Linked DNA regions of Homo sapiens: region 2 is linked to region 1. A link is a contact called in ENCODE Hi-C or POLR2A ChIA-PET data. All regions are on one chromosome and are shown on one strand. Each heading gives the region's core, a stretch centred on a gene start or an enhancer-like site at or near the end of the contact. The rest is flanking DNA. Distances are from core to core; before and after follow the strand shown.

Region 1 (5,332 bases), core at 1,416-3,915:
CAACGGCAAGTAATTAAAGTCTATCAACAACCTGAATGAGCCCCGCAAGTCCAACACCTTTATTTCCACCTTTTGAGACCCTAAACAGTGAACTCGGTCAAGCCATGCCAAATTTCTGACCTACAGAACTGTTACTTAATAAATTAATGTTGTTCAAGCCACTAACTTTGTGGTAAATTGTTGCACAGCAATAGATAACTTATACACTATTCCAATGTGCCATGTTTCTTTTGTCTCTAATATTTTCATGCAGTTTTGTACAAAGATTCAAAATCTGACTCACAAAGAGAAACAGTGAGGCCACCAGGTGACAATCAGAAGAGCTCTGTTGACCATCCCGATGATCATTTATTGGGTTATGATGATCTGTATAGGAAAATGACTCACTCAGCTTTAATAACAAGCCAAAATAGAAGAATCAGCAGAACCGTCTAACTAAAATGACTAACAATCATTTTCTAGATTGAAATGCATATTAGGAAGTTTTAACGTAGGTCTCTGATGAAGTTAAATGCTTATTTTTATAGCACACGATTTTGCAATAAAAGCAAGTGATTGTAAAAACAAAGGGACAGAACTACACTGGATGATTCCATGGAAACCTGAGAGTGAATTCATACCTACGGGCATGCAAATTTGGTTTTACCACTGCCGCCTAGCACATCTCAACATTGCTTGGCTGGGCTTACCTTTATCCAGATTTCTGCCTCCCTCTCAACAGAACAAATATGATTGGAGGATGAGGAAATTGGTAGTCCATGGGGACCACAGAGAAAGTATATTAATGAGAATTCCACTGGGAAAGCAGTACAAAGCTCTCTCTACTCATAGTCTGGAAATAGCGTGATTCTCCAATTAAAAATTAATCAAGTGAATAAGACCCTGCAACACAAAACAGTGAAAGAAAATTAAACATCTCCCTAGGGAAAAGCCTACAAGTCATAAAAAATTAAAAAATAAAACTGAATACTTGCAAATATAATTTACAAACTTAAGGTTGTTGATGACTCACTCCCATGGCAAGATCACAAGTCCCGTATGCACAAAAACCACCACCTAGGGGATGGAGGGGGCAGATAACAAAACACAGACTCAGAACCCATCCCCCACGGAGGGTGCTGACGCAGAAGGCCTGGGATTCAGAAGGTCTGGTTTCAGTAGTTAGGACTAGTAACTTGAAGGGATTCTGATGGGCATCTGATATGAGAAGCTCTAGTAGCAACCAGTTTCCTCACAATTGCCTAGCCAGTTAGGTGCTCTCTCAGTACAACACATTGCTTATTGTACTGCTTATTCAGGAGCTGAACTTGCATTTGTGAATTATTCAGACACTTGCCAGTTTTCTCATCCAGTCACAAATGAGATCATCCTAAGCAGAGCTAACCTTAGGATAAACACTGGTGAATAAAACTTTTCCTGTTGCTATTTCCTTCATTCACTAATGAATTCAACAGTTAACGAGAAGCTATTATGTGCCAGGCACCAGACAAAGTCCTGAGGATTCAATGACAAAGAAGTAAAAATAGCCCCCGCTCTCATGGCATTCAAAACCTAGAGTCATTAATAAGCAAATGTGATACAATATAATAAGTGGCAGGTTGAGAAAAATACTAGGAGGAGGAAGTGTTTCTGGCAGTGGAAACAGCTCGTGCAGAACCTAGAGTTAAGAAAGAAGCTTAGTATGGTGGAGAGGAGTGTATCTGTCTGTGGGTGTGTATGTCTGTGTGTGCAAATGTGCACAAAGGTGTTGGGGAGAATAGTAAAAGATGAAATCAGAGAGGAAAGCAGGGGCCAAATTATGTCCCCTTAAAGGTAATCTCACTGTGGTAAAGTGTGTTGGTAAACTTTCTCAGGGCTGTTATTCAAAGGGCTCTGACCATATCAAGACAAAAATAATAAGGCTGGATACTGTGACAAGGTGTGTTTTAAGGACATCAAGATTTTCTAACAGCTTGATACAGCAGTTCCTGTGTAAATTCAGAAAAATATATGACTCTTTGTTTTCTCTCTTTTCCCATATAACATGAAAGAACGCATTTATCTGATCACTTTCAGGTGAGACTGGTACAGCAGCTAGTGATCCATAAAGATAGCTACTATGTACCTTGGCATGTTGCCAATATTGTCAGGCTTCCAACTCACAATATTTATAGACTTTAGAAGTCATGGTTCAATGTTCACCCAGGGCAACAATCTCTTGTAAGTTTTACATATTCTTTTGTGGGGCAGCATCAGATAGAACCTCAACTTCCTGTTAGGTGGCTTACTCCAAATTTAACAAGCCAAGCTCATCCAGTTCAAGGTGGAGCTTTTCTGGACTGAAGGTCTGAGCTATAGTTCTAGAAATTAATAATTTGGTGTGGGAAAAAGAAATGGAAGAGATCATCCAAGATATACAATAAAAAGAAAGGAAAGTTTGAAAGTGACAGAAGTATTTGATTTGTCAATAAGGAAGTAACAGGTGGCATTCAAGGGAAGGAGTGATGTCAATATCTGGACCAATAAAAGTTAATTAACCCCTGGTGAATTGAGGGATGATATAGATATCAGTCTTAGCCTGGACACTGGATGTATTTCACTTGCTCTTCCAGAACAAATTTATTCTCCACCCTGCTCTTCTCTGCTCTGTGCCTAGGGACTGGTTTGTTGATTAATTGCATCATGAGCAGTGCTGCCCTCTGGCTTACAGCTGAGTTCAGCCAATGGGAGGCACTAGTAGATCCAAGTGAAGAAGAGGAGGCGAGACTAGGGTATCTTTTTCTCTGGCTATTGTTTGGCTCTTTTCTTCTACCAAAGGCCACAACCCCCATCAGATCAATTCTGCTATAGCCTCTCTCTCTCTCTGCCTGTGTGTGTGTGTGTCTTCCATCTCTCATATATGTATATATCAGTTCTACTTCCTTCTCTTGCGGCCTCAGATCTAGGAGGTAATGACTCCCTTCCGTTGCTAGCTTTATCATTCCTTACAAGTTCCTTTTGACCTTGCCTACCCTGCCTACATCTTTGTAAATGGTCCTTTCATTGAACTCTTTCTGTTACTCGGTTTAAGTGGGCCATTTATTTCCTGTCTGGATCCTAACTGATACAGCCTGCCACAGACTGCATGCTTCTTACATTAGCATTGGAGAGTTAGCCTGACTTTCAGAGGTAGTTAAGACAATAACAATTGTTACTAAAAGTTAGATAGAAACTACAGTTCACTAAATGTATTCAGATGTTATCTCACTTCTCATTCTTTATCCATCATGATTAAAATGCAGATCTCGCCTGCTCTAATGGAATAATAATTATAGATGATAAATGTAAATATGGGTATTTACTACCAGATCCAAGTCTAAATCATATTCTTAAGAATTCAAGGGTGGGCATGGTGGCTTATGCCTGTAATGCCAGCACTTGGGAGGCCAAGGCAGATGGATCATCTGAGGTCAGGAGTTCAAGACCAGCATGGCCAACATGGTGAAACCCCATCTCTACTAAAAATACAAAATTAGCCAGGTATGTTGGTGCATGCCTGTAATCCCAGCTACTTGGGAGGCTGAGGCAGGAGAATCACTTGAACACGGGAGGTGGAGGTTGCAGTGAGCTGAGATCACACCACTGCACCCCAACCTGGGCAACGAGAGTGAAACTGTGTCTCAAAAAAAAAAAAAAAAAAAAAAAAGAATTGAGGAACCCAAATTTTGTATAGTCTTAAAGCTGAATGAATTAGAACTTCATTACATGAACTGGCTCTATTTCCTTCATCTGGACTCCAGATTCTTCAATTTCACTGATACTTATTTTTGAAACTTCATTTCTATTAGCAGATTTCTAAAGGCAGGGAAGGTGGGGTTTTGAGTCGGAAATTAATTATCAAGTAGATATTAAGACCATATTTTATAATGATAATTGAATCAATTAAGAGAAGTCTGCCAAACCAATTGTTTAGTGGCATATAGATAAATCAACCACCATAATGACTATTTTCCCTCTTTTTAACAACTCGTTTCTTTTTTATGTAGACATAACACAAATATCCTTATTGTGTAAGCAAAACATATGGAAAAAAATTTTTTAACTTTTGTAATTCTAAAAAAAACCAGCAAAGATAAAATATTTCTATAATAAACTTGATAATGAATTTCATAGGATACTCAATTCCCAAAATAAGTAACTCCATGATGAGTGTACACAAAATAGAGTTGAGAAATATGTGAAAATACAAATACAAAATATCTGAGCAGTTTGTGCCTTTATATGGTAAGGATGTTGTTGAGGGCCCAGAAGAAAGATTTCTGTGTTAAAATTCAGGGAGTTTGGGCCGGGCGCGGTGGCTCACACCTGTAATCCCAGCACTTTGGGAGGCTGAGGCAGGCAGATCATGAGGTCAGGAGATCAAGACCATTCTGGCTAAGACGGTGAAACCCCGTCTCTACTAAAAATACAAAAAAATTAGCTGCGTGTTGTGGCGGACACCTGTAGTCCCAGCTACTCAGGAGACTGAGGCAGGAGAATGGGGTGAACCCAGGAGGTAGAGCTTGCAGTGAGCCGAGATCACGCCACTGCACTCCAGCCTGGGCAACAGAGCGAGAACTCCATCTCAAAAAAAAAAAAAAAAATTCAGAGAGTTTGGTGGTCTTCCCTTTAAGGTAAGAGAAGGTGGAACTGAAAAAGTTAGAATGCAATTTATATTACTTCTGACACAGTGGGTTTCTTCCCTCATACCCAGAGAGCCAAAGGGCTTGAATCAGTGAATATCAAAAAGTGAAATATTCAGTGATTAAATGAGAAAATCCAGGTCTCCTTCTGATATATGTGTATCAAACAAAAAAATTACCCCCAAATAAATCACACACAATAAAGATCCTATCTCCTTTTAGGAGAGAAACTATCATCATTGGAAGATATATTTCAGATGTAAAATAATGAAATATATGACCTGCAGATATAACAGCATCAAAAGAACCTCAATTTCCTATAGAGTAGCTTGCCTCAAATTTAGGAAGCTTTTCCAATTCAACATAAAGCTTTCCTGACCAAATTCATTCAGTTTGAAATAAAGCTTTTCTGAACTAGAATGATACTTTGAACTATAGTTCTAGAAAGAAATAATTTGAAGGTGGGAAAAGGAGATGTAGGAGATCATTCAATATGTATAGTACAATAGAAAGAAGGGAAAGTGTGAGGGTAAAAGAAACATTTGTCAATAAGGAAGTAATTGGTAACATTCAAGGGTGTAGGCTTAGCAGTGGAGGAAGGCGTGTCCCAAACTATCCTAATGAGTGGACAGAAATAAAATGAAGATGGTAATCATAGCCTACAGAATGGAAAAATAAGTGGTTGAAAGAAG
Region 2 (5,332 bases), core at 979-3,478, 550 kb before region 1:
TCCTTTTTTTTTTTTTTTTTTTTCCTGAAACCATTTCTGGGTAACAACTGATGGAAAATTTTGCTCTCCACTGCTCAGGTAAGTAACTAAAGTAAAGTGCTTTAAGTATCATTGGTGCCATTGATCTCTATTTCAGTAAAGGATGGTGTAGGTGCAGATTTGTTTGAATCGAAAGACTAAATTATGGATTCTATAACCCTAGACACTTAGTGTCAAAAGAACAACTACATAGAAGCCTGTAGAAACATTCATACAGCTTGGGAAAAATGGGAGTGTAGCATTGCTTCAGAAAATTGGTGGTTCACATTGCTACCAGAGATGTTCACAGGCAGAACTTGTAGTTGGCAGATGACGGACACAGAAGCAGCTTCTCATCTATCATCGCCTTTTTTAGAAGAGAGACCAAACATGTACAACATGGCAGTTATTATCCTGGTCAGCAATCTAGCCAAAATATCTAACCTGGTTTACAGCTAGGAAATAACAGTTCACTGAGATAGAGTGAAGGCATGTTAAAAATCACACAGTAGGAGCAGGTCAAAGCAGTGAAGGAGATTATCATATTCATGGTACTCCAGAAATTAATCCTTGCAACTACATCAGCTATTACTGGAACCCCGCCCCCGAGATCGACATTTCCCAATATAATATATATTTCACAAACTAATAAAAACCATCATAATTTAAAGAGAAAGTTTCTTGCCACTTACAGACTCTTTAAACTTAAAACCAAACCATTATCTTTAATGTTGACGTGCCTAGAAACAAGTCTGTAACAATACTAACTTTAAAGTAGTCTCTGCTGACTTCAGCTAACTAAAATAAACACATAAGGAAAAATAAACATGTAGGGAAAAACAAAATGTTCACAGTAGGATATGAGAGAATATTTTGGAAGCTATAAAAATATAACTCCTATTCCAAATATAATTGATTACAAAGGCACGAAAGTAGCTCAAAACAAAGGATGAAATGAACAAAACCTTGTTAAAATAATCAAGGTTAGAGAAACAATGCTGACGTTATTGTGCAGTTATTCTCAGATTTCCAATTTTCTAGTCACCTTGGTTTGGTTTATTTGGCACCTCTCGGTCTCTCATAAGATCTTGTTGGCATATTTATCTAGTCAAATCATTATTATTATTAGGCAACATTACTGAGCACCTGCTGGGTGCCGGTTAGGAGCCAAGAATATAAATCTTTGCTAGAGAGACTAGGAACGTGTAAGAAAAAGGGTAACCGACAACACAAGAATACATGCTAATTATTGGCATTGAACTGAACGTACCTGCATTATCTAACAGACTGAACCAGGGGACTTTCAGACCAGGCAGGTGGCTTCACACCCAACCCTCATCATTAATAATTTATAATGTAAGGATAGCAAATAAATTTTCAAATCAGTAAATATGAAAGAGTTCAGAAGATCAGATGACTAGAAAGGTTCAGTAAGGAGTTCACAATTAGCAGACAATTGAAAGAGCGCCTTTCAGAAAGGTTACGACTTACATATACAAATAACTAATTCTTGTTTTATGATTTAAAAGCAGTATTTTTACATCTTTTCACAAATATGTAGGGACATTTGGGGCTGAGGTTTCACAAAAACATAGGTGGGAAGGAATCACCGCAGTGCACTCCTGAATAGATTGTCACTTTAGGACCTGAATCCTGAGAGATCTTCTGCAACAGGGCTAAACCCATTTTTCCTAAACTTTATTTTGCACTACAAATGTTTTTTAACCTTTTACGATATGTCTTATTAACCGCGCTTTTTCCCCATTGACTAAAAAATTAATAAATGGCATATGTTTCATTAGGAAGATGGTGACAGAGATTTCCTGCTTCAGAAACGTTGGAAGCCACTGGTTTAAAAGCACCCGGAACAGAGGGCTGTACTTGGGTTCTCTCTCCCCGCTGTGTCATTTCAGTCGAAGAAAAAGACAAAATTACATGTGCGCCTTACAGACTCAACAGGGTAGAAAACACTTGCTATCATTTCTTTTATTTTGAAGTGAGCTTTTATATAAACACACGAAACCATCTATTTAATAGTAAAACGTTGGGCAGGGAAAGGAAGTCCCGCGCGTTCGCGACTCTTCGCCTCCGCTAGAGCGTGACCGTCACGCCCTCTGCTACTTATAGGGGGAACGCGCCGGGGCATCATAGGAGTCGGCGGCGGCAGGGATTGTGGGAAATGTAGTTTGGAGACTCCGCCCTCCTCGCCATTCCTGTAATGGCTGCTTCCTAGAAGGTAATGTACGAACTCGTCTCCAAAGGATACTTAGGTTGCACCAGTGTATTTGTAAAACAGGAGCAAATTTGGACCTTGCCGGGCCAAAGTACGAATTCTTTTTCAAATCTTAATATCAAGTCCTGAAATGAAATTATCTCTGTTCTGTTTCTTTTTACCTTTTCTTGTGTGGGTGAACTGACCAACTTTTAAGTCTAGTTCCCTGTTGGACAGACTTTTCTCAACTCATTACCTATCCCCCTACCGTCCATATGGCCTCCACGCTCTGCACTGACTCTAGCTGCCTCTTTAAAATAATAATAGTAATAATAATTAATTTTTAAATCCTTCTCTCCGCCCCCTCCCCACCCCCCATGCTAATAATAGGTCGTGTCACGTGGAACCTCTTAATCTCAGCATCCGGAGCTCCAGGAAGGGAAAATTTCAAGTCAGATAGAATTCTATATATACCATTTCTTTGGTAAGTCTTATTAATTCCCCACAACTTCGCAGAGTTATATGTTGTGTGACTTTTGCCAAATTTGTCTGCATTTCTTGGATGGGAGAGACCCTAAGAAAATGTACAATTTTTACCCACTAGGATATTTTAAGTTTCCAAGTTAGTGGCTCGTGCTTTTTTTCTGTTTGTTCTTAATTATGAACTCCTGTTCAATTTTTGTTTGGTTGATGCACGAGGTGTTGGCATTATCGTGGAAAATTCCTGGGTTTAGAGTGTTATCACGAGATAGGGAGATGAACCTCAAATTACTGTCTTTAACGTCCCTCTGTTTTTCCACCTATAAGATGAGGAGATGGATTGGAAATGATTCATAAAGTATCCAAAAGATTGGCTGGCCTGTTATTTGTCATGTGTTCATTTTGTCATTTGAAAAGGGAGGAATTTTTAATGGTTCCTTTTTGTTTCCATGTTTAATTTCTAGGAACCTTCAGCCCTCAAGATTCCAACATCATGACCTCAGTTTCAACACAGTTGTCCTTAGTCCTCATGTCACTGCTTTTGGTGCTGCCTGTTGTGGAAGCAGTAGAAGCCGGTGATGCAATCGCCCTTTTGTTAGGTGTGGTTCTCAGCATTACAGGCATTTGTGCCTGCTTGGGGGTATATGCACGAAAAAGAAATGGACAGATGTGACTTTGAAAGGCCTACTGAGTCAAACCTCACCCTGAAAACCTTTGCGCTTTAGAGGCTAAACCTGAGATTTGGTGTGTGAAAGGTTCCAAGAATCAGTAAATAAGGGAGTTTCACATTTTTCATTGTTTCCATGAAATGGCAACAAACATACATTTATAAATTGAAAAAAAAATGTTTTCTTTACAACAAATAATGCACAGAAAAATGCAGCCTATAATTTGCTAGTTAGGTAGTCAAAGAAGTAAGATGGCTGAAATTTACATAAGTAATATTTCATAATCTTAGAATTCTCTCAAAGCATGTGAAATAGGAAGAAGGAAGTTCTTGCCCAGAATCTTAGGAAATCACCACTGTTCGGTTATAATCACTGCCTCCTGAATCGTTGAGGAGTCTTTTAAATTAGATTTTTGTTTTGTTGTCTCCCAAGTTAATATTATATTTAGATATCAGAGAGTCAGGCAAAAAGGAAAACTTTTATCTCTAGGGAAAAAACATTTAGAAAAATGTATTCAGTGTATCTAATACTGAAATGCGGAAAAAAATTTAATGTTAAAAAAAAACTATAGACATTGACATGGAAAAGAGATTTAATGTTTTGAAAAAAAACTTTATATTAACTGAGTAACATCCTCCTGATGAGAAGTACTATATTAAATATAAACCCATTATGTTATAAGTTAATGTTTCGTGTCCATTTCTTATTTGGGGCTGTTTGTATCCATTGTGGATTTTTATATGAGCTAAGTGGAGAAGGGCAGGATGCCTTGTGTTAACTGATTGCGGTAGCTTGAAGAGACATAATGAGAACTGGGCAGCATTAAGGTCAGAGAAGCCCCTGATAGAAAATCTAGAAATATAGAAGGAAAATGAAATGGCTTAAACTGATTTGTACGCCAGCCAAACGAAATATCCTCTCTGGCCTAGCTACTTAAAGTGTCTTCAAGCCAGCAACATCACCTGGGGCTTGTTAGAAATGCAGAATCTCAGGCCCCACCCAGACCAATTGGATCAGGAACAGCATTCGTTTCCAAAGCCCAAGTTAATTTGTATGCACATTACAAATTTAAGAAGACTGCCAACTTGCTTGAGCCCAAGAATCATTCCAGGCACTTGATAAGACTTTTTGATTCCCTGGTCTTTCTCCTGGTTGTATAGCTGTGAGATGGGGCCTGGAACTCCATGTCTAACAAGGGTCCTCAGTGATTCATTTGATTCTCAAGTTGTAGCCAGCATAAAGTAGTCTAAGGAAATCAAACTTTAGGGTCACACTGGAGGTAAGTAGTGAAATTTTTTCCTAAAATGCATTTTCCAATCTGTAGCTCTCCAGATGACATTGGGAGCCTCATTTTTTATCCAAAAACAGGCACTAGCAACCTAAAGTCCTGTTTATGGTGTAATTCTAGAGTGAGCTGACTTGGCTTGCATGAAAGTTTTGGTTAAAGTGTACAAGGAGTGAAGAAGCATCACAGAATAAAGACATGGAAACTGAATGCACTTGTTTTTGTCACAGCTGTTTCGATTTTTTGCTAGAGGAAGCACTAACAGTCTTTATTCAAATTAATTGGCAGTTAAACATTTCATAATTAATATAGCTTGATTGTACCTGCATTTTTTTGTGTGTTTTAAAGAAGGAAAAAGGAATGATGCAAGTTATAGAACAATTGTCATCTCTTATACTCCAGCCCATTGGGTGCTGATGTAGAAAGGCTGCTGCGGCTTCCTTGCATGTCAACTTTTCCATTGGGATGGGAGAAATCAAACCTAAAGTACATTTTAAATCACAGTGCAGTAGTCACTTAGTCACCTCCAGGTACTGTTTTTAAAATGTTCAAAATAAGACTATAGGCAAACATTCTTTGGTCAACGTGTATTTCCAAAAGTGCCTAGAAAGAATTAGAAAACTGCCATTTCCCTATTTTCCCCTTAAAAGTAGAGAATTGTCTTGAGGT

What was found. Hi-C counts contacts between places; a loop is a spot of excess contacts on that map. ChIA-PET counts read pairs that join two places held with the same protein, here RNA polymerase II (POLR2A). Pooled maps may share reads with other maps.
Region 2: a pooled map shows a loop between it and region 1 (1.9-fold over the local background). The contact joins the promoter of SMIM30 here to the enhancer-like site in region 1. A Hi-C loop is called at or near these places in 1 of 168 maps with a recorded cell type or tissue (heart right ventricle) and 3 of 50 pooled maps. POLR2A ChIA-PET finds 5 or more read pairs at or near these places in 2 of 52 experiments (GM10248 and RWPE1).

The regions. Positions count from the first base shown.
Region 1 is chr7:112,569,680-112,575,011 of GRCh38, reverse strand. No RefSeq gene overlaps it. Among named protein-coding and RNA genes, the nearest start is that of LINC03076, 46 kb to the left of the region's middle. Within about 2 kb of position 2,665, at least 5 of the 41 ENCODE cell types and tissues checked have a DNase peak (open chromatin) inside an H3K27ac peak, as active enhancers do.
Region 2 is chr7:113,115,450-113,120,781 of GRCh38, reverse strand. SMIM30 (small integral membrane protein 30) reads left to right here and starts at 2,228. Exons shown (of 3, transcript NM_001352688.2): 1 at 2,228-2,254; 2 at 2,621-2,714; 3 at 3,175-4,064. The coding sequence starts at 3,204. The coding sequence ends at 3,383. All of the region lies in intron 2 of LOC107986837, which reads right to left. RefSeq lists enhancers at 1,829-1,968, 1,863-2,457.